Linked DNA regions of Homo sapiens: regions 2, 3, 4 and 5 are each linked to region 1. The links are chromatin loops, found by intact Hi-C in ENCODE. Cell type or tissue: sigmoid colon. All regions are shown on one strand. Each heading gives the region's core, and the rest is flanking DNA. Links, peaks and the distances in the headings are about the cores only.

Region 1 (5,942 bases), core at 533-5,532:
AAAAGCTGGCATGAACCTTATAACTTGCAGCTGGGAAAACTAAAAAAGAGGAGAAAAAAATGGGAAGTTTCTGGTCCATCCAAACAAACAAACCACCCCCAAAAAAAAAACCTCTGTGCATACTTATCACCAGCCTAAATGTGGAGTTTTTTTTTTTTCTCTCCACTCTTCTTAAATAAGTAGCTCTTCAGTCCGCCTCCACCCCCTCCTCCACATGTCCATTAGGCAGAGGCATTCTGATAAAGTAAATCCAAAACCCGAGTATGGGAAAGAAATAAAGCACTCATGCTGCCAGCTTCTGATTGACCATTAAGCTATTGATGAATGTGCCTGTCAGGAGAGAGACAATTAAATCAAATATGAAACAAAGTCGTTTTGACGGGTCATTTTGATAGAGCAAAACCATTCTTCCATCTCCTATTAGTCCTGCAGTCAAGTTTTTTATATAATGAATTTTTCTTAACTGACCTGAGATTTCCTGGCTGGCTTTCTTTAAAAAAAAAAAAAAAGTGTGAAAAGGTTAGTGAACAGGTTGCTCTAAAAATAAATAAATAAATAAATAAATAAAGCCAACAGCAGGTTCCCTCCTCCTCTGATATTTTTCTGGAGGAAGCTATCAAATACGAGTCTCAGATTGGCAGGGTGCAACCGAAGAGATGAACTAGAGAGAGAGTTCTGAACCAAATGTAAAGATGTAATCACATATGGTTCATTGGATGGAGGCACACACATACCTTAAAATGTGTATCCAAAAAGGAAAGAAAAAAAAAATTTCAAAGACTGGAAGAAGCCCAAGACATTCCTACTACTCAACTTTGTGAAGGATTCCTCCAAAGTTTCAGAGTTTATTTTGGGTAGATAAGCTCATTGCTTGAGCCTGGAATTTAAAGTAGAAGGTGGGACGGGCAAGAAGCAAGCTCCAGGAGGTTAACTAGGGAGGCGGCAAGCTCCCTACAATCACTCCTGGAATTTTCAAACTTTCTAAATTTGGGCAACACCGAGGACAGAGAGCAAAACCTGCATCCTAAGCCCCAAACCAACCCTGTTTTCTTCTGAGATTTTCTGAAGACACTGGCAGGCAAGTACATTTCTGGGAGAAGAGAGAATTATCATTCCTTCTCTGTGACCCCGTGTAAGGGGTCTGGAGTGCAGAGTGCAGCCAACGTGTGAGGTCCCCTGGCAGTGCCGGCTGGCATGATGGAAATTATGGGCACTCAGGGCACCATGGCTACAACGCCTTCCTCCAAGATGGGCACCAGCCAATGCCCTGACCCTACTCTCTGCCCTTCCCTCTTAACATCAAAAGAGAAGTAAAAGAAAGGAAGAGAAAAGAAAAGAAAGGAAGCCCCACTTAACCCTCCCCTTCAGGGAGCATCTGAACCTCTGCACATCTGAGTGTTACTCATATCAAAATACATCACGTCCATATGTGGTCCTCTCGGCAATCCGCCCCAAATCCCAAAGTTGCACTGACAGGGCCCTCCTGACGTCACAGAGCTTGGCCTCACTATTGCAAGTGATTTATTGATGTTTATTGGGAATGAATAGATCAAAGGCAGCAGCATGACGGGCGATCAATCAGTCATCAAATCAAGGATGGCAACGGGCCAGAAACCCTTCTTCCAGGCAACATGCCCCCAACCGACATTATTGCAAAATAATGTTATGTGTGTGGTTTTTGTTTTGTTTTCAATGATGCGTTTTCCAGAAAAGAAAAGAAAAAAATCGGCTCAGTCTTAACAGGAGTTGACACTCCCGGTTAAAGAAGAAGAAAAAAAAAAAAAAAGGAGGAACAAAAAAGTACTCAGACACGTCCCAGAACTAAGTGCTATGCGGAGATGAGGGTGGGAGCAGCAGTACAAGGAGGGGGTGGGGGCGAGGAAACACAAACAGGGGAGAAGGAAACGCCAGCATCTAACATGGACTTGACAGTCATCTGACAATACCCAGACCCTGTGCGCTCCGGGTTCCACCGCTGTGCCCAGTTTGGGCCCAAGAAATGAGGAATCAATCGTGTTAGTACTAAGGTGGCCGAGGGGACCGGCTCGCTCACTCGTTCGCGCTCCCTGGCTCGGCGGACACCAGGCAGTCCCCCGGCGGTCGGCCGCTCGGAGGACGCGGAAGATGTCCCGGGGAACTCAGGTGACCCCGCCCGCCACCCACAGAAAGAGCCAGGCCGGGGTTGCTTCCCATTCCCTCTGCAGCCGGAGAGCTGAGGAGGTAGGGACCTGGCGCGGCTCAGCGCGCTCCGCGAGCGGCTCCCCAAATGGGTGCGAGAGGGAAGAGGGCAGAGCGCGGCGGGGCGTCCGGGGGGCGCCCGGTACCCGAGGCGGGCGCACGCACCCAAACAGGAGAGCGGCGCCCGGAGTTACTCAGTGCGGGCAGAAGAGCGGGGCGAGGAGCGGGGTCGCGCCCGCTGGAGGCGCGGGGCGAGCGGAGGAAGAGGAGGAGGAGAGCAGAAGGAAGGGGAAGCGGCTCGTACCTGCTGCGCGCCGGGGCGCCTGCTGCTTCCTCCTCGGCATGATGCTTCTCCGGCGACTGCCACTGCCGCCGCCGCCGCCGCTGCCGGGCTGAGGACAGGGAGGGAGGGGGCGGCGGGCCCGCGGGGGGGCGAGGCGGGCCTGCTCTCAGCCTCCCCCCCGGAGAGCGGCCGCCCGCAGGATGCTGCTGCGCCCAGGCTCTCCGCGTCCCCCCCGCGCCGCGCTCCGCCGCGAACCCCGAACGTGCGGAGGGAAGAAGGAGGGCGGGCGAGGGAGGCTCGGGGAGGGAGGAGCACGGGGGGGAGGAGGAGGCAGAGGAGGAGGAGGTGGAGGAGGAGGAGGAGGACCGCGCTGCCGGCGGAATGGGAAGTTTGACAAATCGCTCCAGAGGCCAGAGGAGGAGGGGGCGGGGAGGAGCGGCGGCCCTGCCCCCCCCCGCCCCGTCCCCAGACGAGGTGCGCGGGGTTCGGGGCTGGGGGGCGGGGAGAGGGCGGGCAGAGCGGTGGGAGGAGGAGCGCGGGAGCGGCCCGGACCGGTACTGCCCCGGCCCCCGCCCCTAGGCCGGGGGTCACGGCATCCGGGGGGACGCGCAGCCGCCGCCGCGGCCCGGGGCTCGGCGGTCCAGTCTTCTGCCCGTGGCGCGGCTGGAGCGGCGGCGTCGGCAACAGGCAAGCTTAAAGGAAAAGGAGATGATCGTGTCAATCGCCCGCCCGCGGGGGCGCCGCGCCCCCGCCCCCGGCCCCAGGCCCGCGTGGGACCCCCGCCCCGCCAGCGAAAGGGGTGCCGCCCCTCCGCCTCCGCCCCGTGCGCACACGCGGGGGCGCGGCGCCAGCCCCGCCGAGCCCGTCCCGGGGCGCTCGTTACCCCCCACCCCTATTCCCACCCAGCGTTCGTCCCCAGCCACCCCCCAGCTGCCCCACCCGGCTCGCACTCCTCTCCACCCGCCGACTCCGGAGCCCCCAGCGTGGTCCCCGGGCCGGGGCTGGCGTCCCCCGGGGAAGCCAGAGCCCACGGGCAGGCCCCCTCCAGGGAGGAGGCGGGCGCGGGCCGGGGCGGGTGGGGGCAGCCCTCAGACCCCGCGCCACCCAGCTCCTCCCCCAGGACCCGCCGTAGCCACTTCCCCCAATTTTTTTTCCCCGGACAAACTTTCCTGGGCCCGTCCCGGGGGTCGGTGTGGGAGGGGGTTCCTTCAAGTTTCCTCTCCTGACTTTGGGATGATCAGGGTCCCTCCACCCCGCCCCTCGCCCCCGGGAGCCGGGCCGCGCCCCCCATCCACGGCGCGGGCCGATCCTAGGGCGGGACGGGGGCGGGAGAAGGAAACCGGGCTCCCCTGCCCATCCCCCGCCAGGGGCTCCCCCCGAGAGCCTAGGGGGCCGCCGCGCCGTGTCCCGCGCCCGGCCTGCCGGGGCTGCTGGACTAGAGGGATTGATTATTGATTGGTGATCGGGGTCGCTGAGGCTCCGGGCCGGCCCGGCCGACTGGCCGCGGCAAGAAGGAGCTGGCTGGGCGGCGTGGGCGGCGGGGCGACGCGGGCTCACTTACGGGCGGCGGTGAGGGCGCGGGTGGGCCGGAGCTCATGCGGGCGACCCCCGGGCGGCGGCGGCTGAGCGGGAGCCGGAGCCCGAGCGGCGCGGGCGGCGGCGCATCGATGCGCTGCGGGCTCGATTGCGTCTCCCTGGGCCAGCTCTCAGGCCGGGAATGGGGCGGCCGCGCCGGGGCCGGCTCCGGGCGCTGCCGGGCGGCGGCTGCTGGAGCGCGGGGGCGGCCTCCGGGCCCACTATCCCCGAGGCGGCCCTGCGCCCGGGCGCGCCGGCTGGGGCTCTGGCGCTCTCGCAGGCCCCGAGGCCGACAGTCCCGGCGAGGGCGGGCGCCCCGCGCTCCAGCACCGGCTGCCTGAGCGCTCCTGGAGCAGCAAACCCCAGACTTCTTCCTCCTTCTCTCCTTCCTTCCTTCCCCCTCCCCTTATCTTTTTCTTTTTTTAGTCTCTTTCTCCCTCTTTTTCTGCCCTGTGTCCTTTTTATTTTTTCTCTACGACTGTTTTTGCAAGTTTGTTTCAAAAGTTCACAGCATGCTTTCTTTTCTTTTAGACCGGGAGACAGTGATCTCACCCACACGGTAAGATCAAAAGTCTCCGCTCGCCCAGCCTGCGGGCTTGGGCTGGGTCCAGACGTCTCCCAGGATGCAGATGCGCCGCCGCTGGCCTCCCCGGCTATAAAGCCGCCTCCAGCGCCTTTCCGCGCGCAGGAGCGCTCGGAGTTGTGGGGTACGGACCCCAGGCGGGGCAGGGAGTCCGAGGCGGGCTGCGGCGGGGCTCTCGGGCTGGCGGACTCGGGGGCTGAGGCGCCGTGCGCGTTGGGTGCCCGCGGCCGCAGAGGCCAGAACCGCTACTCCTCCAGGCCGGGGAGACGCGGCCGTGGAGCGTGAAACGCTTCTTGCAAGCGAGGAAACGGTGAGTTGGCCGACACCGCCGGCGGCCTCACCATTCTGGTGGCCGCGCTGAGCTCCTGTCGCCTGGAGGCGGGTTGCGCCGCACGGGGTCAGCTCCCGCCGGCTCCCAGCTCACCTTCGAAGCTCCCACTTAGGCGCGCCCGGTGCGGCGTGTGCACAGCGCGGGGCGCCGCACACGGAAGCGTGTAGTTCTCCCTGGTCGCGCTTTTCTCCTCCTTTCCATCCCCTCGCTGTTCTTGCAAACCTCTGTTCCTTCGGCCCCCTCCCACTGCGGGCCGCGGCCTGAACTCGGGTCTCCGCGTAGCCGGCCGCCGCCGCTGGGTCGCTGCCTGGCCCTCCCCCGCTCAGGCGCCGAGCGCTGTGCGATCCGCCCTAACATCTGTCCGTCCAACCATTGGCGCATCCATCAGTGTCAATGGGCTGCACATTGCAGCGACAGCCCGCCACGCACAACACGGGCTATGCGGAGTGCACGCAGCAACCATACTGCCATGTCGGGACACGCAAAAAGGCCCCCGGCCTGGCTTGGCACAGCCTGAAGGCCTAATCTGTGTTCTTTCAGCCACATGTACCCACCCCCACTTAATATCTGGACCCCCAAACATGAATAGTTTTGCAGACCATTGTAGGGATGGAATTGAAGGAAGAGGGGCAGTGTCGCCCGAGTCATTATTTTCCACCAGGTTTTCTCTGCCCTTGTGTGGGCTGGGTGTGGCTAGGAGAGAAGGAAGGGAGACTTCCCAAATCCGCACCAAGCACACTGCAGAACCGGAAGCTACCTGGATGCAAGGGCTTAAACCCCCTTCACCTGGGCCTAGGATGTGTTGTCGAGGTCGCTGGCCAGGTTTTAGCCAGGAGGTCTCGCGCTAAAACTTTTTGGCCCCGCCTGGCTGCTGTGTGTGACATGGCCTGATGGAGAGGAGCTGGAGAGCGGAGGAAAACGTGGATCCCAGTGAGAACTAAGGGCCAGATTTAGGGAGAAATAGTGTCTGGATGGCAGTAAGTCTGTAATTC
Region 2 (5,942 bases), core at 513-5,512, 240 kb before region 1:
AAATGGAGACCACCTTTGTGCGGAGGGATATAAAAAGGCAGAGTCCCCAAATCTTCAGATGCAGAGCCTTCAGGTCAGAGTTTGCAAATGGATCCTATGTCCCCTTTCTTGCAGAAACCACATTGGGATGTAGCACCCACCACTTCCAGTTTCAGGCTCTGCAAAATGGAGACAGTTTGTGCAGTCACTTAAGTGCAGAATCTTTATCTTCACGATTTCTTGCCTCAGACATATACTCTACTATACTACTATAGCTTCCCTTGTAGGAACTTTTATCAGTACTCCGGTCTCTCTGGAGTCTTTCCAAAGCCTTCAACTTAGTTTTCATAGGGAAAAAAAAATCTAATTTTTCACCTCTTATTTGATCAATGTGCACAATTTATTAAATTGCATAATGACAATTACAACTAAAGCAGGTTTGGGAATAAACTCATCTGATTCCTGGGAAATATTCAGCTCACCCAGTGCACCCCCCCTCCTACCCCAACCTTGAGCACTCAGGACACTATGGGCCTCATCATCCAGGGCATCTTCTAGAAGGAATGGTGGCTCTGGCTACCTCTGAGTTGGTCAAGAGAGGGCTGGTTAGGGGAGTTTCTAAGATCGACCAGATATGATCTAGGAGATATTCAGGCTATGGGTAGGCAAGGTGGGGACCATGTGACGGGCTTTCCTACTAAGGAGTTTAGAGATTCTCCTGGCAGTAATAAGGAACTGCTTATCGTTTCTGGGAGAGAAGGAAGCAATTTCATCCAATTTGCCGTCTGGAAAGCTCACTGGGTTGCAGTAGGGAATGGACTGGATTATTGTTTCTTAGCCTTTCTCCCGCCCTTGTAATGGGATTTTACACCCATAGCTTTCGTGAGGTGTGTGCCTTTGCCATCTCTCCCAGTAGAGTAGGTGGCTCTTTGTCTTTGGACTTAGGCATGTGGCTGCTTTGGTCAATGGATGTTGGGGGGACATGAGGGAACCACAGGCTTTGCCTGTGTCTGGGGGACTTGGCTGTCACTCTATCACTCCTGCAGTCTGCCAGGAAAGGAACATGCCCAAGGTGGTCACGTTCCCTTCAGCCTGAGCCTTGGAATGAGAGGTAAAGGAGCAGACCTGAATCTGACTTGCAGCCTGGAGCAAAGTTGCCGTATCCGACCCACAGGCCCAGTGAGAAATGCCCGTTTGCTGTGAGCTTTGTAACAAACAACCCTCAGCCCTCAATGAGGATGTGGGTTGCAATTGAGCCATATTGCAGATGGCTGATTAATACAGAACTGGACAAGACTGAGTGGGATGGGAAGCAGGAAACCCATCACTCTCTCTCACCCAGTTGGGTGACTTCAGGATAGTCCGCGTCCCTCTCCAGGACCCATTTTCTTGTTGGCAAAGTAAGGAAGTCATAGTAGGTGATCTCTACGGGCCTTGCCACCTCTCAGGGGCCATAACGGAGCAGAAGAGGAGATAGAGCATCACCTTGCCCTGGCTGGGGTACAGTTTCTACAGGAGGGATGATTTCCGTCACTTTCACCAGGAAAGGGTCTTGGTCTTCACGTCGTTTGCAGTCCACAGGATGCCAAGACCCATTTGGCAGTACAAAAGGACATCCTGAAACAGCACATCCCAATGTCCCCAAAGTCACTGCAAGTCATTCCCATCACCCCGTCCCGTCCCCCGGGCTCCACTCACACAAGGTGAAATCTTGCATGCATGTATCCTAAATTCCTTGCCCTAGCTCCCTTCTCTGGTGCTGGGGGCAGAGCATTCCTAGAGAAGGTCTTAGGGTCTGTGGGGGGCTCCTTACCAGGCAGGAGACTTTCTGCCAGGAGCCAGGCCTGCAGGGAGCAGCTTTGGGGTGGGATTTTCGAGGAAGAGTGATTATCAGGGCATCGGTAATAAGGGGGGTGGGAAGAGCATGAGAAGAACAATGGAGAGGCCTCCCCGGTGCAGTCACTCTAAGGTATGTCACCTTCTCCGATGCCAGGGCCACTGTCAGAAAGGCAACTTCATCTAACTAATTAGCAGGGTTTGCCACTTTACAAATCTGCCGCGGCTTTCTTGGCACGAAACAGCCGCGGAGGCAAAGAGCTGTAGGAACCCATTAAAAATCACAGGGCTGAAAGAAAAGGAGGGCAAGGGGGAAATTTGAGATAAGAGGTGGGGGAAGGAAGGAAATTTCCCTGTACCAGGCCAGCTGCCGGCTCCCCTCTCTCTGTCCACATGCAAGCAGGAAGTGGTTAAAGTGATGGGAAGGGGAACCCACCCTCCTCTTGAGCTGGGCCTCTGATCTCTGCATCTGGTTTTTCCTCTTGAAGCACTCTCTGGTTTTAAAGTGGCTTTGAAGGAAGACTCTCCTGTGGACTGCAACCTGTCACTGCACCCTGTCATCCATCCAGTAATTAAAATCTGACTGATTTACTGACTGGTACCGACCATCATAGCTCTGGAGTTAGCTGATGTTCATCTTTCCCAAGGCTAAAGTTACTTGGTGAAAAGAGACCGCTTGCTCCCAAGCTAAGCTGTCATACAGCTGCAGTGGAGACCATAAAGATAGCTAACAGAGCCCTCACCAGCCATCTTTAGTTTATTTTATTCTAATATTTATCACCTCCCAGCAAATGAACATAATACAGACAAGTTAGGGAGAGGTGTGCAGGCTGATTTGTGGGTCCGGTGTGGCAGGCCATCTAAACACTGGACGGGCCACACTGAAGAGCAGGGCATCTCCCCGAAGGGCTGGCCAACCTACAAAGACTTGTGGGTTGGGGAAGAGTCTTGAGCTCTGAAAAGTGAGGCTAGCTGTGTGCATGGGAAAGGGTAAAGGAATCAGGGTCCCATCCAGGGGTGCTGAGTTTCCTGAGCCACCCAGCAGCCTGTGGGGTGACCTATCTTCTCCATCCTGTCCTTGCATAGTCTTGACTTTGCTATCACAGTTCCGGGACGTGGCCCATCCTGGCCCTTCTTGTGTAAGGTTACACCAGAGCTCCTGTGGGAGGCAGCCTCTCCCCACATCTCCAGAGCTGCTAGACCTGGGCTCTGCCCCCATGAACTCCCTGCCAGCCGGCTCCTTTTCTCCTCTTCTCTCAGGATCACTTATTCATTCATTTTGTGAGCGTCTGCATGGGGCCAAGTTCCACGCTAAGCACAGGGGTGAATTTGTATAGAACAGAACAGGCCTGATCCAGGCTTTGTGGGACTCACAGTTCGGTGGAAAGATGGAAGCATTAGACACATAAAGGCACAAAGAAGTGCATATTAATAGTGGAGGCAAGGGCTCTGAAGAAGCAGAGTGAGGGGAAGAGAGACAAGAGTCCACAGACGGAGCACCATGCAAACTGAGGAAAGAGTGTGGAGCTGCTCTCTGGGCAGGGCACAGACTAGAGAGAGGCAATGGGGTGCCCGGAGAGCAAATTGCAAAGAGACTTTGCACTCAGGGACCAGCACATGCAGGGCTGCAGCTGAGAGTGGGTGCCCCCTTCAATTTTCATTCTGGGAAGCTCACCCACCTCAGTCTATCTTGGCACAAATTGGATAATTGTATGTCTCTCTCTCTCTCCCTCTCTCTCTCTCTCTCTCTCACTCTCTCTCTCTTTCTTTTGGAGACACAGGGTCTTGCTCTGTTGCCCAGGCTGGAGTGCAGCGGTGCAATCATAGCTCACTGCAGCCTTGAACTCCTGGGCTCAAGCGATCCTCCTACCTCAGCATCCCAGGTAGCTGAGACTACAAGCATGCACACCACCACACCCAGCTAATCAAAATATATATATTAGGTAGAGACAGGGGTCTCCCTATCTGGGAGTTGCCCAGTCTGGTCTCAAACTCCTGGCCTCAAGTCATCTTCCTGTCCCGGTCTCCCAAAGTGCTGGGATTATAGCCGTGAGCACTGGGCATGGCCCACTTCTCATTTTTGCTGAAGCAAAGAGGGCTCCAGTACTCTCTGCAGGTCACTGCGTCTCCCAGCTGACAGCCATCAGCTCGCATGTCTTATAAATCACGAAACCACACAGTGATGCACTCATACAACTCCCTGGGCTGTGGGTATTAATTGTGCATGATGATGTTTACAGAACAAACCAAAAATCCATATAACATTACATATATATATGTATCATTTTTTAAACAAACATCATTATAACGTTACATGTCATATATATGTATGTGTGCATGCATGTATATACTTTTTAAAACAAACACAATGGCTGTTTTGTCAAGAAAATTAAGTGGGGGGATGTAGGGAGAAACATGGGGAGAACGTACAAGAGATAAGGAGTTTCCGGGGTCTTTGTTCCCCTTGCCCTCTCTGCTTGGGGAGGACTTCTGTCCTGCTGTTTCTGGGACAAGCAGTCTTTGGAGGATGGAACTGGGGTTGGGAATACCTTCAGGGCTTGGAGTTGGATCAGATAAATCCAGATGAGATAAACTAATATGAGATATTACAGACCATCTGGAAGGACTAGGAAGGGTCACAGAGCAAGTCCACAGAGAGCAGACAATGAGAAGGAGCAGGTTTTCTGACCCTTCCCGGGGCTCTCCTCACCACCCTCCAAAACTAAGGGTTCATTTCTATTGTGTTTGCTTCCTGTTGTCCTTAAGTCAGAGCAGTGATTCTAGGTCCTCGTGAAACCCAGAACATTACGCCTCCTAAGCTAGACATCAATAGGAAGGACACCTAAAAACTGGAGACCACAGTACTTCTCCACCACCAAATATGCAGCCTTCACAGTCCCAACTACCTCCTTACATGCTGGTGCAAATCGGGCGTTCCACTCAGGTCTGAGGGTGCCACCAGCCACCTGCACACCTGCGCATGCTCAGTGGAGCTCAGTGGAGCTCACCGGAGCAGTCGTGTCTGCCAGACAAAAGCTATGGCTCTTGGGAAGAGAGGGAAGATAGCGACACAGATCCAGTTACTAGCAGGAAGCCCAGTTTGTTCTCCCGATTCAGTCCCAAGCATCCCAAAGGACTTCAACTTCTGGGGAGCAAAGGGCCTCCTTCACCTGGTTAGAAAACCTCGAGGGAAGAAGAACAGCGGGTGAGAAGAGTGGAAGGTGGTGTTTTTATTTTGAGTAAATCAATTGGCTAATCAGGGTGGGATTTTCCATCTGGGAGTTGAAAGGGCAAAAGGAGAACAGTTAATTTTTCAAAACTTCACTTTAAAATACAAGCCCCCTGTTTGTGAGCTACATTTGATGCAGAGTCTAGGCGGGACATCAAGAAGTGGCGTCAGGGCCAGAACTAGCATAGTTTAAAAGAACAGCAAGTAAATTAAGACAATTAGGCATTCTTAATGCCCAGGGATTTTTTTTGTGTGTGTGTGTACATTTTTCTTCCAAAAGAGCCTGCTTGCAAGACAGAATTTCTTCTTATTTTCTTTCTTTCATTTCTTCTTTTTTTTGCATTCACACTCTGGATTTTTCCTTGTATTTCTCTTGGGGAATGCATAGTTTGGTCCTGACTAGGGTGGGTACCAGGCTGTCGCTGGTAGGGAGCCTGTCCTGTCCTAAATGGCTCTCAAATGGAGTGGAAGGGGGAAGGGGGAAGGGGAGGACTTTTTAAAGGTACAAATTCCACCAACTCCTGGAGACCCCAGGTAGAGGTCAGTAAGGTTAAGTGAGATAAAAAAGTGAAAGCATTTCTGGAAATTCTTAGGAAGAAAGGTGCTAGATAAATTCTAGCTACATTTATGACTATTTTTATGGCTTGGCTTGTAACACTGTGGGTGGTCCCTGGACACGGGGCTCATTCATTCAGCTCACAGGAATCATGAGGTTGAGATCTGCAAACAGATCTGGCTCTGGAATGGTGGATGGGATGGGGAGATGGCTCCAGCAGACACCTCACTAAGGGGGCAGGAGGTCACTGTAAAACAGGAAGATCAGCTGTCCAATGATGGAAGGCACATTTCTCAAATGTTTCTGACCGTTACCCATCTAGACTCAGGCACACATTCACCC
Region 3 (5,942 bases), core at 610-5,609, 87 kb before region 1:
AAGATGCTGGGTGTAGACGGCAGCTGTCACTGTTTGCTGAAGGAGCTGCATTTAGGGAAGAGGAGAGAATGGTGGTTCTTTTGTGATCCATCACGTGCCCACCCTCTAAGAACCCTCAAATCATCACATCTCCAGCCCAGGCCAAGGATTTTGTCTCAGTCACTAGGAAAATCCTTAGAGAAAGCCCAAGATCCCAGGTCTCTTGTGGGACCAAAATATCACTGATGGGACAGATGTGGGCCCAGTTGCGCGGGAGAGAGGAACGCTTCCAACTTGACTTTTCATCACTAGAACAACTTCTATGATGTGCATCTTTCATACTTCCTTCTGCTCTGCCCTGTGCTGATTGTCCAGGTTAATTGTTCAGAGGGCAGACATGGGCCTCCTGCAGGCTCAGCCTCAGCCCTGAGCCATCTCCAGGGCCCAGCTCAGGACCTGGGGTCTGCATCCCTTTGCTGTTGTGATTTTGGCTAATTCTGAGACCCAGCCAGCAACTTCTACTCCCCTCTGCATCCTGAGTTCCCCTCTTGCTCTGTCCTGCCCAGTCCCCCCGCCCAGGTCTCTGTCAGATTCACCATCCTCGTCTATGTCTGGTCATCTCTTGTCCGTGGTGCCCTGCCTAACTAAGTACAGCCAGTCCGGTGATACTACATAAAGTGTACTTTGGCAAATTACCGCCCCTCCTCTTCAGTGGTCAGGTCTGGGTTCAGAATCTGAGACCTGGGGCTGTGCAGAAGCTGGGAGCTCAGCCTTGGCATCCACCTGATCTCTGGGCTCTGTCCTCCTGGCATGCACTGAGGAACTCTGGCTGACAGGCTATTCTCTGGGCTTCCCAGGGCAGCAGCTTTTTAAAACATGTACTCATTTCCAGGTAGTCTTTTTCCAGGAAAAATATGAAGCTCCTTAGTGAGAGAAAACGCACCTTTGTTGAGCATCTACTATGTGCCAGGCACAGGGCTAGGCTGGCAGAGTGCAGTCAATTTGTTTATTGGACAGGAAGGGTGTGGCGCTCACTTGGGAAGCACAGCTCTGGGAACAAAAGAACATTTTGTCCCAGTTAGAGAATGGCCTCCTCTTCCTGAAACCCAAGTACCAGGGAAAAGGAGAGGCAGGCTGTGTTAGCACTTAGGAAGGCACTGAGCTTGAACTCAAAGGTTGTGAGAATCCATTCACCACATGCATTTTTAAAATTATGAATTTAGCCCAAGTTTTCTCAGCACCTTCTGTGTGCCAAGCACTGTGCCGGCTCCTATAATATTAAATAGAAGGCCAATTTTGAATGCGGGGCGTGGTGGCCAGGGAAGGATGCCTGCATTCTCCTAGAGGACCTTTCAGGCTGCACTCTTGGCTCAAGAGTAAGAGAAGCAACCTGGAAACTTATATCCTCCTGTGCTTCAATCTCCCCATCAGTACAATGGGTGCTCAGGGTGCCCAAGGGCTCTCCCACCCCTGGCGCCCTGTAGGCAGAACATCTGTGGACATTAAGAAGCCAAGAACTGCAGGCTGGGTCTGTGTGCCCTCTGCCAGCCACTGAACACTGCTCTGATATTCAAAGGAGCATCTTCAGAACTCAGAAGTCAAAAATCACATTCTCCAGAGTCTCTGAGAGGCAATGCCTGAGCTTAGGGGAATGTTAAATTTCCAGTGTTTCCTGCAAAAGAGGAAGAAGCACCGATAGGCAAAGCCCGAGGGGTGGCCTTGGAGGGACAGGGCTGTCTCTCCCAAGGAAGGAATAAAGAAGTCCAAATTAGTCATGTTGTATTACTTCTTTTTATGGCAATGCTCTGAAAGTCTGCAAATGTCAGCATGTTAATTTACTGTCACTCAGTGATATTATTTCATCCTTTCAAAAATGTGTTTCTTGCATTTTCAGTAGCATACTCCAAGTGTTCTCCATCTCAAAGTTTCTATAGATAGTGCGACTACTTTCACTCTGACCGTTGCCAAAATGTAGAAATTCATCGTTGACTGCAGCCACATATACGTTACAAGTGGAGCTGGGACTCGGGTTTCCTGCTTACAGAAACCGGGGGAGAGGTCTGAATTTTCTCTGTGTTCTTGTTCTATCACCTCTTGTCCTCCAAAAGTACTCTGTGGTTTCTCTCTCAAGGCACGTGCAGAGATAAATTTCATAGAGAGATGTTAAGCCATCAGTCACGGCTGAGTTTGTATATGAAGTCGGAACCCTCCCTGTCTGCGAGCCCAGCCCCCTCCACCCCAATGATTCTCCTATGGTGGCAAACTTATTTCAAAAATTCTGATGAAACACTTTGTAAATTTTGTTATTCTGTGATGATAATAAATCATTATAGCCTTAAACACTTCTCTAGCTTGGAGCCTCAGTCACAAATTATCTTGTCATTCTGACCAAAACATTCTCCAAAAAAGCTTGACAAGTGCTAAAACCCAGAACATGAAACCATGTGTTGTTGTGAAAGCAAGATTCAGAAATGTCAATTAATTAGATTAAGAGGCTACTTTTAGCTTTACCCGTGTTGCCAAATAACCCTTAAAATATGCATAGCAGTGGAAATCTACCTCCGCGGTACAGTACTTCAGTGCTGAGGGAAGACAATGGCTCGGACTAATGGACAAAATTGTTGTATCTGTCAGTCAGCTGCAAAGAATGATCTAGAAGCAAATGTCTTGCTTCTTTTTCCACAATGTGATTTCACGAGCTGGGTAAATGCTACCATTTATGAATTCGAAGAGCTCCCCCCTCCCACTCCACCTCTTAAAAATCATACACAGATCAAGAAGAAAAAGTCAAGTCGTTTTCATATGTCTTTACTAGTAAGATAGGTTTTTAATGTCTTTCTGTGCTTTTTTTTAAAAAATTTGCATTTGCATTTTGAAGTTCACTTTGTAAAAAAAATATATACCGTGGAGAAATTATTTAAATGTTTTTTTATCCCTGTTTCTTGAAAATCTTATCTTTAAATAATCTATATCCTCAATTTTATTTATGCCATAAACTGTTCCTATATTTTAATGGTCTGTTTGCTTTAAAAGGGGTTGTTGGTTTTAATAGCTCAGTTGCTATCTTTGTAAACTAAACTCCTTCTGACGAAATTCGAGCAGATCATCTCTGCCTGTGAGTGGAAGGCACATTCCAACCCCTGAAAAGGAAATTTAAGCCAAATAAATGTTCTGCCCAAATTAAAATACATAAAATGAATAGTTAACTCGGACAAGAGCTGATGGACGCAACAGTTGGGCTGCGGACATGTGGGTGTTGAGAGCGCTGACTGCCAGGCAGGACCTCAGGAGAGAAAACCCAGATGAAATTAATTTCCTGTAACCCCCTTTGTCCATTCCTCAGGACTAATTGATGGCAGTGCTGGCACGGACATCTTGGGTGAGCAGAAATGACCAGGGCAGACAGCATCGTGAAGGGTGGTGTGGGTCTCTGCCCTGCCGGGGTCTGAAGATGGCTGGCTCAGAATTGCAGCCTCTGAGCCAGGACTTGGAGGTCCCGGAGGACAGGGACAGGAAACTCTCCTCCAAATTCTCAAGGCCGTTGAACCCACCTTGATTATATTAGAATCCATGTGGATTCTGGCACTAATTTTAGGACAGGTCATTTTCATGGAGGAAGGACAAAGAAATGGCAGGGGGTGGGGAGTGTGGGCACTGGATGAGAATCCTATGAAGCTTTGCAAAGCTGCATGGAGATGTGACAGCAGCCCCTCTCCTCTTGGCATTCATAACCTCGCCACCCGCTGCCCACGGCTGCCCCCCAGCAGCGAGCACGAGGAGCTGCGAAGGCATGAAGGAAAGCTGCCTTCTCCCCAGCTGGAGTGCCCCCGTCCTGCTGGTCAGGGCAAGACGTGCCCTGTGGCAAGTGGGGGACTTATTGGGGGAGGGACTTCCTGCATGGGGCCACTTCCTGCATGATGTCATTTTGTGCGGGGCCAAGAGAGGGGGGACAGTGTGCCCTGCAGCAGGCTTCCAGGTTTCCATGTCTCACAGATCCTGTGGGTCCCCCCCACTCCTCACATCCCCACCCCTCTCAGCCAGTCCCACTGTTTCTAGCTAGCAATGAGGCAATTAATGAGCTGTATAGAGGCCCTAAGTTATCTCTGGAACTAGATGGGTAATAACCACATAAATAAGTAAATAATTAAATAACTAAATAAAATAAAACGGATGAGTGAGGCACCAGAGCTCTAGTCTCCATGGAATGAGTTGTACGGGGTAGCAGAAACAGTGGGGGAGGAGGGGGAGGCCCATAGCTCCAGCCTTGGCTCTGCCACTGACATGAAGTGTGTGACCTTGGGCAAGTCACTCCTCCTTGCTGGGAGCTCTCCCACCCGACCAAAGACCCCATGTAGAATAGGTGCCAATAGGAGTGCAGTGGGGAGATGGGAGCATGAATGGTTTAAATGTAGCAGGAGGCAGGGGTATCCAAATGGCCTCACATTCCTTCATCTTCCCGGTCTGCATCTGGCCAAAACCTTCCTCCTGCAAGCCCTATGATTGTGGGGACATATTCCACCTGTGCACAGGGAAGCCACCCTCAGCCAGTGACAGGCAGGAGGTGGTGGACCATCAGCTGCCTTATCCTGGGGTGGGGCCACTCAAAGATGAGAGTTTCCTGCACAAACCTGCAGAGGTTCCTGGGGACCAAGTACCAGTGGCCTACAGTGGCAGCTTGCTCCTTAATGCATTGGGAATTAGCTTCCTTTTTTTCCCCATCTGCCTCCTCCTCCCTCCTATCTGAACGTTCCAGGCTCCCTTGTCAAATGAACTACCTGCCCTCAAATCCTCACCTCAGTCCCGCCTGTGGGAGAGCCCAGCCTACAAGACAGATAGGGAGGAGCAGGGCCCAGGGCCAGCCAGAGAGCGGATGTCCTGTCTAAAATGGGCGGCTGCTGCCCGGTTCCAGCCACCTGCTGTCATGCAGGAATGTGGCATCCGGAGATGCCAGAAATCTCACTGTTGTATGAAATCTCCCAATCTTCAAAGTTTGGCAATGAATTCAAGTTTTGTGGGTTTTTCTTTTTTTTTTTTTTTAAGCCGTGTGGCTCAAGCCAAACAAATCGGCAGGTCATATTCCATCCATGGGTCACATTTTGCAACCTGTGCCAGGTAAAATATTCATTGCGCAGTTCAGGTGCCAGAGACAGGGCCAGTCAACGAAGGTTCCTCTTTCTAGTAAATTCTGGTCTGCAGCCATAACAGGGTATAGGAAGTCATGATCAAAAGGACCAGCAGTTTTTGGGCAGAGAGGCCCACTCTGACTGTGGGGTAGGGGTCCCCAGCTATACCTTGTGGAGAGAGTGGCCAGGAGGTTCTCAAGGTCAGCATGGCCCACCCTGTACACTTCTGGCCCAAGGAGGAGGAGACACTGCCTGCCCCATTAGGAGAACCTGCTCCCAGTGGGTCACAAAAATCCCATAGCCGGCTGGGTGCAGTGGATCATGCCTGTAATCCTAGCACGTTGGGAGGCTGAGGGAGGTGGATTACCTGAGGTCAGGAGTTCGAGATCAGCCTGGCCAACATGGTGAAACCCCGTCTCTACTAAAAATATGAAAATTAGCCGGGCATGGTGGTCCATGCCTGTAATCCCAGCTACTCAGGAGGCTGAGGCAGGAGAATCACTTGAACCTGGGAGGCGGAGGTTGCAGTGAGCCAAAGTTGCGCCATTGCACTCCAGCCTGGGCAATAAGAACAAAACTCTGTCTCAAAAAAAAAAAAAAAAAAAAAAAGAAAGAAAGAAAGAAAAAGAAAAGAAAAGAAAAGAAAAGAAAATCCCATACCTTGGTTTCTCATCAGGATTCTCCCTATTGTAAATTGAAGTCCTTGAATCAGGGGTGCCACTCCTTGAGGAATTTGAGAAGGTCATACTAGGGCTCATTCCCCCTTTAGCAAACTGAGGCCAGACATTATTCGAGATGCACAGAGAATTACCTACCAGCCCTTTGCATCCCGGACTGGAA
Region 4 (5,942 bases), core at 558-5,557, 620 kb after region 1:
CTCTTTCTTTTTTCTATTTTTTTTCTGTCTTTGGGACAAAAAGAGGATGACTGAAATGGCACCATGTTGTTGATGGCATGAGCAGATGCTGCCTTCTGGGAATCCAACCATGGCACTGGACATTCTTCTGATATCATTATTATTATTATTATTTGACATTTTTGCTTTGATTACTTTGTTCATCTTAAAACTGCCAAGGTTCACCTGAGATGTGACACTTGCTTGAAGGTCCGAGAATCACCAGATGCTCTGTCTTAAACTGTGTACATGCAATGACATTACCTGTCACAGAAAAGGGAACCTTGATGAAAACCCCAGACAGAAATGCAATGGGTGGCTCACACGCCCCCTAACCCTGCTGCAGAGTTCCAGGCAAGGCCCTTTGTCTCGGGTTCTCCTTCCTGCCTGGCTTCTCCTGATTGATCTGAGCATCCCTCCTCAAGAGAAGCCCTCTGTAACTCTAGGATTTATCTTTGGGCTGAAAAAAATGATGCTACCTCAAAACACTTATACACCAAGAACTGAAATAATTTAGCCCATGGAAAACAAAATAAAATCCTTGTTTTGTCATGATTTCACATGCATCCTTAAAGTCAGCCCAGGGCTTGTTAAGTTTTTACTGGAATGACTTTGCTTTGAAACTTCCCTCCTGCTTTAATTGACGGATGCACACAAGACCACAGCCTTGGTTGGCCCTGTCATGGAAAGCTGGGGCTGTGATCCTGGAATTCAGTCATCAAGTAGTTTTTTGGCATTGTTCTTCTGTTGACTTCGCCTCTCCCTGTATCACACCAGTTGTCTTTCCAAAAGGAAGTGTCCCTTTCCTTCCCTCTGCAAAAGACACAAGCTGCTCTCACCCACTTCCTCCAGCCATCGGCACCTCTGTTTTCAGACCAGCCCTCATGACCCCAGTTAGAGGTGCACAGCTGTTCCTGCCAGCCCTTCCTCCCAGCCTCCTTCCTACAGATGCCACCATGACTGTCACACCTTTAAGGTCTGTGTGTCCTGTGAATACAGGTCTAACTTGCGGGACACAGAGAGGACTTTGTTGAGCAGGTGGTCCTTAAGTTCAAAATCTGAATTAAGGCATGTACAGCAGCACAGTCATGGGAACCTTGTTCAGAAACCATAAAAAATCCACGGATGTTCTCGTGGAGACCACACTTCATGCTGTTAAAACTTGACCATCCAAATATTTCCTATCACACCTTTGCGTGGTCTTATTGTGTGAGTGGAGGAGTGGGGGCAAGGCAGTCAATTAAATGTGGATCAAATAATCAATCACCATTGACTGGGCACCTTTTGTTGCCCAGCACTCTAGCTATTGGCTGGAAATGCTAAAATAAGATCCTGTCCCACTCTCAAGGAGTTCTCCATGTGACCAATAGAGAGCCACCTAAACAAACCATTAATTGAGTGCTCCTCCTGAACCTGCCACAGCTTAATAGAAATTGACAAGGACCCCATGAGAATCTCGAGGAAAAGCAGCAAAGATTTTGGCCCCTCTATTTTAACTGGGTCTCTTTTTTAAGTGACTGCTGCACTGAGTCACTAATTCAGTAGAACGCTGTGACAAATGCTAGGACCAACGCAATCCAGACCTAGACCTCTATCTGCTTTCCTCCTAGAAAGAGGAGTTTCACCTTAAAGCAGGAGGGAAGGTGTTTCACACAAGTGGGCTCTTTGCAAACTTGCTAAATCAGTCTTCCTCCATTTCTGGAGGAAAAAATCTGCACGGCTGCTCACAAATGCCAGAAAGGGAAAGAATCCAAGACCTTGAAATAGCTGAGGCTCTTTCCTTCATTTAAAACTTTTGTTCCTGGAAGAAGTTGAAGGATGTTTTATAAATGTTTTAAATGCATCGTTCAAAGGCAAAGCTCCTTCCTTCTCTGGGGAGGTGACCCTTCTGTTCTCTCTGCTGATGTCAGGCCTGAGCTGTGACCTAGAGGGACAGCAGGGCTGGTGACGTCTTTTTACCTCCACACCCACGAAATGGCGCTCTGTCAACTGGGGGAAGAGGAACAGGGCTGTGGTTGTTTAAGGGGTCTTAAGAAGACAAACCCAGGCCACAGAGTTTCTACGTTTTAAACCTTTCACTGCACTTTTCCTTATTGTCCACATCTGCCTTTTAAAATACTTTTCATGGAAATTTTATCTAGCTGTTTTCATGACAGGCAAACCCACCGTGCAACAGCCAAATCTGAACTAAGCATTTGAGGAAAAACGTTCTCAGTTGTGTCAACGGAGAAATGATGAAATGAACACCAGATCATGTTAGTACAGCCCGTCTGTCTGACCGACACTGACAGCCCCATCTCTTGAACACTTAATGTGTACAAGGCCTGTTTAAGCCAAGAGGAAAGAACTCACAGGGGTAGACCCGGCCTTGAAAGGGGTTTCATTGAGTGGGGCTACACTGGGGATGTGTCTGTACCTTGGACAACGCTTGGCTGTGGCTCTGACACCCAGCATGTTTCCTGTGACCAAGCAAAGTGCTAGGGGCTGTTTATTTCACCTGCATGCAGATAGCCCGCCCGGACACCACCCCAAAAGGATGAGCACACCCTGAGACCAGCCATGTCTAGAGGCCAACAGGAAAGGGTCATCAGAAACCCACTGTTCTGGTGCTTCAGGATAAATCTTGCCTATTTCTTCAAAGATAGAGCATCATCGAACTGGATGATATTTTCTTCTCCTTTGCAAAAGCAATAAAAGCTGCCGGTCTGGGCTGTGTATCCTGCCTGTGCTGCTAACAAGACACATTCCTTTTTGTTCATGGCGAGTCATGTAAGTTTCTGTCTTATGTCACAATTTCTGACAAGTGCTTGAGCACAAAAACAGTATCTTGGCACCAAGAAAATGACCATCACTTAAAAAGATGAAACTCCCAAGGACACCAAAAGGGTAAGATTTCATGGGAGATATGCAATAGGAAAGCCAGCCCCTCCCATGTCCAGAAGACCATCCCTACAAATCATGTCAGAATCATTCTGCTCTTATCAAACTTCAAGGCAGCCACTGCTGCAAAACTTCCCTGGTTCAAACCAACCACTTGGCCCAGAGTTGATGTTTAACACTTCTACACATCTCATGGTTAGCTTATTGGGAAAGCCTGACTTGGTACAGCCCTGTTCTTTTTTCCACTTTTTAATTATTCTAATTCCTTGTTTTTCTTCTAGGTCCCTTAGAAGACTGATTTCTCAGCCAAGCATGGTGGCTCATGCCTGTAATCCCAGCACTTTTGGGAGGCTGAGGTGGGTGGATCATCTGAGGTCAGGAGTTCGAGACCAGCCTGGCCAATATGGTGAAATCCTGTCTCTACTAAAAATACAAAAAATTAGCCAGGTGCGCTGGCACGCTCCTGTCATCCCAGCTACTGGGGAGGCTGAGGCAGGAGAATCGCTTGAGTCCGGGAGGTGGAGGTTACAGTGAGCCAAGATCACACCATTGTACTCCAGCCTGGCCAACAAGAGCAAAACTCCGTCTCAAAAAAAAAAGAAAAGAAAAGAAAACTGATTTCTCAGTTCAGGCTATCTCTTCTCTCTGTTTGTAACACAAAAGACTTATGCCTCTGAAGGACGTTGTAGAGAGAATATTGCGATGGGAAACATACAACTTTGAATTTCATTACATCACAAACTTCCTTCTCAAAAATATAACACCAGTTAGTTTAATAAAACATGGCATCTACGGACATACTTATCATGCAGAGGTGCAATAAGAAACAATCATATTAACTGAAAACCATGGCTTATTTATGTATTAAAGTATATTATGTACATCTGCACCCAAGGCCTCTCCGACTCATTGCCAGATGGAAATGGGGAACATGGTGCCAGCCTTCACCCTACACTGGGAAGTTCTTTTCCCTGGGCGAATGTATCCCTTCTGCCTACCTGCTCACATTCCAGGACTCCTGCCAGTTTACCTACACCCATCTGGACTTAGTGACAACATGAAATCCAGGCTGGGGTATAGCAGAGCCCTCCCTGCTCTGTTCCTGGCCTTTGCATTTTCGAGGGTGCTGGGAACTTATCAGTCTAAAATCTATGATGATTTTATCATAGTCACTAGAAGGATCCAAGAGGAAGTGAAAGCTGAAAGGAAAGCACAAGTAAAATTCTCACTCCAACACCTGACCCAGAAAGCCTTTGGGTTTTGAGGGGTGAGCATGAGGGGGTTGCTGGTTCACCTAAGACCCTCTCCATTCACCATCACGTCCCTCGGTCTCCCCCGATGGAGCTGTTTCTGAGTCTTACAAGGCAAATATTAATTTGGAAGTCAAGGTCCTATTTGCAAAAGAACAGACAGACATTCTGAGATCAAGTTCAGACTTAATATACTGAGTCTTGGTGGTGTTGTCTGCTGACAGGATACACTGTCTTTAATATCTCTGCTTAAAATATTACCAACAGGCTGGGCATGGAGACGTGGAGTTTGAGACCAGCCCTGAGCAACATGGGGAAACCCCACCTTTACCATAAATTCAAAAAAAAAAATTTGGACAGGCATGGTGGCATGCACCTGTAGTCCCAGCTACTCGGGAGGCTGAGATGGGAGGATCACTTGAGCCTGAGAGGTTGAGGCTACAATGAGCCAAGATTGTGCCAATGCAGTCCAGCCTGAGTGACAGAGTGAGACCCTATCTCGAATATATATATATATATATATATATATATATATTCCAACAACTTAAATAAATAAGACCTAGTATTTGCTAGCACAACAGGGTGACAATAGTAAAAAATAATTATTTGTTTAAAAATAACTAAGAGTATAATCTAACTGTCTGAAACACAAAGGATAAATACTTGAGGGGATAGATACCATGTTTACCCGGATGTATTACACATAGCATGCCTGTATCAAAATATTTCATGTACCCCATAAATACATACACATACTATGTATCCACAAAAATTAAAAACTGAAAAAAATTAAATTAAAAAAAATTACCAACAATCAGATTAGGTCATCTTCTGCTCTGGCTGAGCTATACCCAAGATAGATAAAACTTCAAGGCTTCAGAGATTCAGGAAGTGCAGGCAGCTTTGTGGAGAGGCAGGGCCGTGTCACCCAACCATGCCTACTAATCAAGAGCCCTGACTCCCACCAGCCCATCCTCCCTGTTCCACTGCAACACCTAACTCAGAAGACATGGCCCACTAAACTGGGCAAAACCTAGGTGCACATCTGCACCCAGGCCTCTCCCACCCGTCGCCAGATGAACACAGGGCACACGGAGCTGGTCTTCACCCTACACTGGGAAGTTCTGTATCCCTGGAGGAATACATCCCTCCTGCCTTCCTGCTCACGTTCCAGGACCCCTGCCAGTTTACACACACCCAGCTGGATGCAGTGATGACAGAAAATTCAGGCTGGGCTGTGGCAGAGCCCTCCTACTCTGTTCCTGCAGGGGAACATGGCATAGACCCCCACGACGAGCAGAGCCAGCTTCCAGCCTGCACAGACTCCAAGCCTTTTATAAAATCAAAATGAGCCTCCCTTAAATAAGGGAAGCAAGGGAGGGGATTTCAGCTCTTCCTTTCCCAGAGGGCTGGAGCCGATGGCCTCGATGACAGCCTAGGCATTCAGTTGGCTTCGCCTGGAGGAAGAGGGAGGCAAACGTGCCTGAATGATTCTCCCCAGGAAAGGGAGAGAGTAGGACAACTTGGGGAAAAAACGTTCCTGCAGGGCTGCAAAAATCAGGGAGAGGCGGCAGGGCAAGGAGACAGGCGTATGTATGTCTGTGTCTTTCAGCTAGGCAGCTCAATCTCAGGTTATTTTATTTGACAAATAAAACTAAACTGCATATTTATGGACTAATGATGTGAGATATTGCTCTTTTATTCGTATCCACTGCTGTTTAAAGACCAACTGTAAATATTCCTGGGACTTTTTGCAAGTTGGTGTGACTTAGGTAGGCAGCCCAGAGCACAACC
Region 5 (5,942 bases), core at 683-5,682, 690 kb after region 1:
GCCAAGCTCCTCTGAGGAATTTTCCTCACTGCAATTATATTCCTCAATGCCTGCATTCTGAAGCTGAGTTGATTTCCTTCCCAAAATAAAGCGACCTATCATTACACCACAGCCGCTCTTGTACATTTTTCCTCTGCTACTTAATAATCAATGTATTCATCATTAAAATCTGAGCCCTGAAGCAATGGTTTTTAGCATATTCTAATGACTAGCGACTTGCAAATTACAATGACCTTTCATGTACATTCTGTAAGCACCTTGTTCTAATGTGTACTGTATTTATAGTTTGCCAATACAAACTAGCCAAAGATTGGATAATTACTGTAATCTATTAGCTCGATTGCTTTCCCTGCTCATTTATAGCATGTGCCACGCAGGCCATTTTCAAAAACTGGCCTATCTTTCATCTCCCGCAAGCTCAGAAAGTAAGGGATACTTCATCTTCACAATATACACACTTACAAATGTCTGAAGAACAGCCCGTCTCAGCTCAAGGAGGTTTCAAAAATAAAGAACCTTCTTTCCTATTAGTGTCATAATGCTATTTGTGACTGACAAAAAACACCGCTCCGAGAATGTAAACTTTCATTGAAGAATGTCAAGGCCAGTCCCATTTTCTGCCCATTACTCTGACCTCCAAATAGCATTTAATAAGATCTGCTTTGAAAGAAAAAGATAAAGGCACTTCCCTTAAACAAGAAACAATTTTTTTTGTTATAAGTAAATGTTTCAAGTGAAATATTAAACTTTTTCTTTTCTTCTTTTTCTTTTTTTTTTTTTTTTTTAAGCACACTGCTGTTACGACTCCAGAACCGATAAGGAAGCTATGTGTGGAAGTATGAGCTCAGGTCGCCTTCTGACCCTCTGTGACGGTCTATTTCAGGCAGTTATGGATAGATAACATTACAGACACTGGTAATTAAAACAACACTAATTTTGTCTCTGTGGTCACGCTTTGTTGTTAGAAGCCATCTATCATGGCCTTCACGCATCACGCAATGAGAAGACATTTGTCTACGTACATTGTGCTTGGTCAACGGTTTTACGGATTTCCCCGCGTACCTGGACACCCAGGCACTTTTAAAGACGTACTGCCTTCATTTCTACTCTATTACTCTGATTAATAAAACATTTTGCATGCTTCATCAAAACACCCTGCAAGCTTTTCACCACATATATTCATGGGGGGGGAAGCAATGTTAATTTCTTTCCCTTTTAGAAAGAAACTAACAACAACAACAACAAAAGAAATTCTCTTTTGGATTGGAAGAGAGAAAGAAAAATTCAAATATGGAAATATTTGTCTTCCCTGTAAAACAGAGTCCAGCCTAATGAAAAGCATAATATTAAAACACACACACAATGCCAAGCATCTCCTTTAAGGCTACACGTATTTTTGACTATATGTATCGTTAGTTCTTTTCTGTGCATTCATTTGCTTGATTTATGGACACTCAATTTCACTTCACCTTTTATTACAAGATCTACAGTTACATTAAGAGTAATAGCAAGTCAAATGTTTTTATATTTGGGCAATTAAAAAAAAAGAAAAGATCTATTCCTTGGGCCCTTATAAGAAATTAGGGATAGCTGAAATGCAAGATGACTAGTTTAGTTCTGTTGTAATCAACTAAGAAGAAACTGTAATGGTGCATTTCAAGGGATCTTTAACAAGTGACACAAACAAGAGAAGAAGCAGACAGGACCATTTAACTTCAAACTCCACCGAAGAGAGCTGAATTGTAAGCTTCCTACAGCAAGCCCGGCTGGCGGCTATGTGGCAGTCTTCATTTCTCAGCGGAAAAGCCACTCCCTTGAGACTCTCCAGGCACCCCCCAACCGCATTTTTTATCAAGTGTCTAAAAGGTAGGAGCTGTTAGAATTCTTTTCTCTATTCACAGATGATCACAGCCCTTTTTTCCCCTTTAGCTTGCAGACGCACATGTAGTTTCAAATATTAGCTAGAACTCCAGCCCTCACCAGCCCCTAATTGCTCTCTCAGGGAAGGTATCATAAACTCAGGTATGGCTGACACAGATGTAGCTTCAACTTTATGCAGGCAGGAATGCTACATCAAAGCTATTTGCAAAGTGACATAGCTAGTTGTTTAAAAGAACATTTTTATTATATTCCTTGGAATTTGCATTCTTCTAGAAACCAAGTGTATTTTTTAACACGGCCTCAGAAATGTTGGGGCAATTGACCATTCATGATGTCTGCAAAGGAAAAGCATCTAAATATTTTTCAAGCGACTTTAATAAATTTGAGTGCGTCTGTCACTACATGTAACCTGATTATTTAAATAAGTTAATATTATCACTTCTCTTTTGCCAGCTGCTGTAAGCAGTCGGCTGCTGTCATTAAGCAAAAAGGCCAAGACAATGTGAGTTTATCTGGTCCTACCTGCATTTCTACTCATCGTTGGACTGAAACAAATGGGAAAGAAAAACTTACTGACTTTTGGCGAACTACAAAGGTTAACTCTATTCATCATGGAGAAACTGATACTAAGTGCTTTCTGTCTGTCCATATATTCTAAAGATTTAGAAGGAACCTGGTAGTGTTCCTGGGAGACAGAAGACAGAGTGTTCATCTTTGCCATATGCAGAGTGTCTCTTGCAGTTTTCTCTTTACCTCACTGGCACTGCTGAAATCCTTCTTAGACTACAGAGTTTTGGAAACAAGTTTATTTTTCAATGAGTTAAAAAGCCAAAGCTTTTCTTTCTTAGGATCTTTAACTCTTTTAAGGTAAGTGGCAGGGTTTGAAGCTGCTGTTAACCGTTTGAGGAGAAGGAGCTCAATAGCTTGCAGTGATAGGAAGAGAATTCTCATCACCCAGGTTGCAATAAAACGTGCCTCTCCCGATACCAGTAAAGCCCACTCCGGAGATTTCCAGAGACTGTTGGAAGGCAGTGGAAGGTAAACCCAGAGGAAACACAAGATAAAGGCAACCAGGTGGCCTGGTTCTTAAATCTTAAAGCAACAGTTCCAAAGTTGAGAGCCCGCATTGCACTCTATTGCACAGCCTGACAGGAGAAGGGACGAGGAAGTTCAGAACCTGGCAATTGGAGTGTTTCCCAGCGCCGGGTCCCACCGCGCACCGCACCGAACAAGAAATCTTTTTCACTTTCTATAACTCATTTGCATGAATTTACTTTTTTGCCTTAAGAGGTTGTTGTAATGTGTGTTAAAACACACAGTGCAATTTTATCTCCATAATATCACAAAAGAAATATTATGTTAGTATAAAGTTAAAAAAAAATGCTGCGAGATCCTGCAGCACGGCGAGCGGCAAAGCGTTGCTCAAAAGCGCCACCCAAAGGCGGGAGGAGTGTAACGGCATTCAGGGAGGATCGTTTTTGTTAATTTCAGCAATCCGAATGTAAAAAATGACAGCGCCACGCAAGTTGACGGAGGCTTTTGATTGAATTGACTGATTGCCTCAGCTGCACCTGCGGAAAATTGATGACAATGCTGTCTAAACCATTCATTAGGATTTGAAACTTCACGCAGATGAATGCTGGATTCATAAATTTGCTAGACATGTGTTGTAGATAATATGACAAAGCACTGTTTTCAAATGAACATTTCTTTGACCTAATTTTATCAAAATCATGCAAAGGAATGAAAGAACATTTGTACCCGAACTCTTTGGAACAGCTGCAACTGAGGTCTCTCTCTCCATCTCTCCCTCTCTCTTTCTCTCTCTCTCTCTTTACCTTTTTTGTCTTTCAAATAAATTTAAATGAACTATATTGTTTGAAATATATATTCTAGTTTATTTAAATTATTTTTAGAATGGCAAAACATTTATTTTTACTTATTATGAACAATGTTACTCTCCGCCAGATGAAGGAAAATTATTTTGAGGGTTTTTTTCAAGCTCCAAATTTGCTAAATTGAACACAAGTGGTAAGTAGATTTTTCAAATAATATTAATAACGCGATCTCCACAGACATGTTGGGGGGAACCGTTTCAGTACCAACTGGACATGCATTCTGTGAGAAGTGGACTTCTTGCAGGCTTTGAAGGGAAAAGAAATTCCTGTAAAATATTGACGCTTTTGGTCAAAAATGGCGAAACCAGAAAAAAATGACATCTGTGTATATTGTATATAAGATTTCTGACTTGTTCTCGATTTTAATGTATCAAAACACTATCAATATTTAATGGAGCTTTCTCTGTGTGTCCAAGAAAGAAAAACAAGATGTCTGAGAAGGGGAAGGGAGCACCGTTTTCATACCTGGCTTGGCTTAGCTGCACGAGAGAAGAAAAGGCCGTGGCTGAATCCATCTCCAGGAGCAGCTGTCCCCCTGCACCGTTTGAATTGCGAGGAAAGAGTTACAGTTTTAGAAAAGAATACCTGGTATTTAAGAATTCGAATTTCTCGCTGCAGAACTAGATCTCACTTCTACAACAAGGACCCTCTGCTTAGTACTTGGACTCCCCCCCAAAAAAACAAAATGAATATTTATTAACGTTAGAAGAACCTGGCGCAGGTCGGTCCGTGCATCCGAATCTGCCAAAACGCTTCCAAATCTCTTCCCTGGCATTTAAAAGAAATCTATTTTTATACATTCTCATGAATTTGGGTTTTACTACCAGTAAGGTAATTTCTGATTAGGCATCTTGGGTTTTTCTCTCTCTTTTTTTTTTCTTTTTTCCTAAAGAATCCCTGCAAATACACCCGAGGTGCTTGAGTTAACCCCACACCTGGATGGAGAGAAACTACAGGTGTGAACGGCAAGGCTAATAGACTTGAGTTTTGCCACGCATTTATTCTTCTTTTTTTTTTTTTTTACCATTCTAGCAGTTACTTTAAACTGGAAAACATTATTCCAACAATCCAAACAAGGCTCTTTAAGGCTGCTATGCCCAAGCTGCTACAGATACAAAATTATCAAGTAGACATGTGAAACCCCCTAAATGCGGAACAATCTGGGTTGGCTTCTAATTGCTATGTTTCAATTTCTAATGGGGAAAATGTGTAAAACAAATAACTGGGTATTGGGAGCTCTGAGCACTAAAAGCAGAACATTCTTGTATTTCAGTAAATCATATAACTCTACAGATGGGTTTGGAAAGCCTGAAGCTCCAGCCACCTTTTAGACTATTTGGATCCAGCGTTTGCTTCGAATTCCGGGCAATACGCTTAAAACAAATTACCTGTTTGTCTTGGATGGCCTTTGCAATGAGAACCCTAGGCCTGCAAGACCTCTGAGATTCATTGACCTCACCAGCCCACCCACAAAGAAAGATACGTGGATACTCCCTGTATTGCCCAGTCCTGGCTACAATGGCAGGGAGGAGCAGGCAAACAGCCTCCCCGTCAAAGATGTTACAATCTGGTCAATGTACACTGGGGTAGGACACGTGGGGAGTCAAATATACATCAATTTCTGGCAACACACGGCAAGAAAACACAGATGCCCAAAAGGACATCAACTCAAGGTTAATTCTTAGCTCTCACAGAACGGGGGAACTTGGGCATAGTTAAGCAGCAAAAGCTTTGGGGGAGGAGGTAGCAGAGAATGTGTAGGGCAGAGATGTGTATATATGTGAGCCTCCAAGGATGCACTAACTGTGCCTGTTCTTTCTCCCTTGGTTACTACCCTTCCTGCTCTTCTGGTAGGGTTCAGCCAGGCACAGACAAGAGTGGGCAAAGGAGCACCCAGCCTTGCTGTGCTCACCCACGCATATATCCTGCCTGGCCTGGGCAGTCACCTGAGTTTGTAGCCCTTGGAGATGCACTTGTCACCCTCTATTCTGACACCTTTATAGGAACAAGCCTTTAGTCTCAACAATGAGAAAAAAAATAAAATGCCCTTCCTCCAAGAGCTTCAACTAAGAATCATTTCATTCATCCTAGGCATTCTGGTAATGTCCTTTTTCCAGTTCCTTGTTCTAAGAAATGCTGCATTGTAGGCATATTTAAGGAATC

What was found. Peaks named below come from ENCODE experiments on the same cell type or tissue, not always from the same donor. Only the 100,000 strongest peaks of a DNase experiment are listed, where the experiment ranks them.
Region 2: it touches region 1 in a loop (2.2-fold over the local background); 5 of 110 quality-filtered maps call a loop at or near these places.
Region 3: a loop joins it to region 1, with 3.0 times the contacts of the local background. A loop is called at or near these places in 3 of 110 quality-filtered maps.
Region 4: a loop joins it to region 1, with 2.6 times the contacts of the local background. A loop is called at or near these places in 2 of 110 quality-filtered maps.
Region 5: a loop joins it to region 1, with 5 times the contacts of the local background. A loop is called at or near these places in 4 of 110 quality-filtered maps.

What each region holds. Positions count from the first base shown.
Region 1 is chr19:31,346,698-31,352,639 of GRCh38, forward strand. It overlaps TSHZ3 (teashirt zinc finger homeobox 3), which reads right to left and starts at 2,739. Exons shown (of 2, transcript NM_020856.4): 1 at 2,483-2,739. The coding sequence starts at 2,522. TSHZ3-AS1 (TSHZ3 antisense RNA 1) reads left to right here. Exons shown (of 3, transcript XR_002958388.2): 1 at 1-2,220. In sigmoid colon, for the core only: no CTCF peak of the experiment used is centred there; DNase peaks (open chromatin) are centred at 2,096, 2,794, 3,584, 4,664 and 2 weaker places; H3K4me3 peaks cover 4,635 bases; H3K27ac peaks cover 2,159 bases.
Region 2 is chr19:31,107,558-31,113,499 of GRCh38, forward strand. The region is part of intron 1 of LOC124900621 (a long non-coding RNA gene); the gene reads left to right. Among named protein-coding and RNA genes, the nearest start is that of LINC01791, 57 kb to the right of the region's middle. In sigmoid colon, for the core only: a CTCF peak has its summit at 2,987; no DNase peak of the experiment used is centred there.
Region 3 is chr19:31,259,710-31,265,651 of GRCh38, forward strand. It overlaps a transcript of TSHZ3 not described here. Among named protein-coding and RNA genes, the nearest start is that of TSHZ3-AS1, 59 kb to the right of the region's middle. In sigmoid colon, for the core only: no CTCF peak of the experiment used is centred there; no DNase peak of the experiment used is centred there.
Region 4 is chr19:31,967,352-31,973,293 of GRCh38, forward strand. It overlaps LINC01837 (long intergenic non-protein coding RNA 1837), which reads right to left. Exons shown (of 16, transcript XR_007067222.1): 4 at 205-282. Among named protein-coding and RNA genes, the nearest start is that of LINC01533, 56 kb to the right of the region's middle. In sigmoid colon, for the core only: no CTCF peak of the experiment used is centred there; a DNase peak (open chromatin) is centred at 2,720.
Region 5 is chr19:32,038,705-32,044,646 of GRCh38, forward strand. The region is part of intron 2 of LINC01837 (long intergenic non-protein coding RNA 1837); the gene reads right to left. The region is part of intron 3 of LINC01533 (long intergenic non-protein coding RNA 1533); the gene reads left to right. Among named protein-coding and RNA genes, the nearest start is that of LINC01533, 16 kb to the left of the region's middle. In sigmoid colon, for the core only: a CTCF peak has its summit at 3,315; no DNase peak of the experiment used is centred there; H3K4me3 peaks cover 662 bases; H3K27me3 peaks cover 1,132 bases.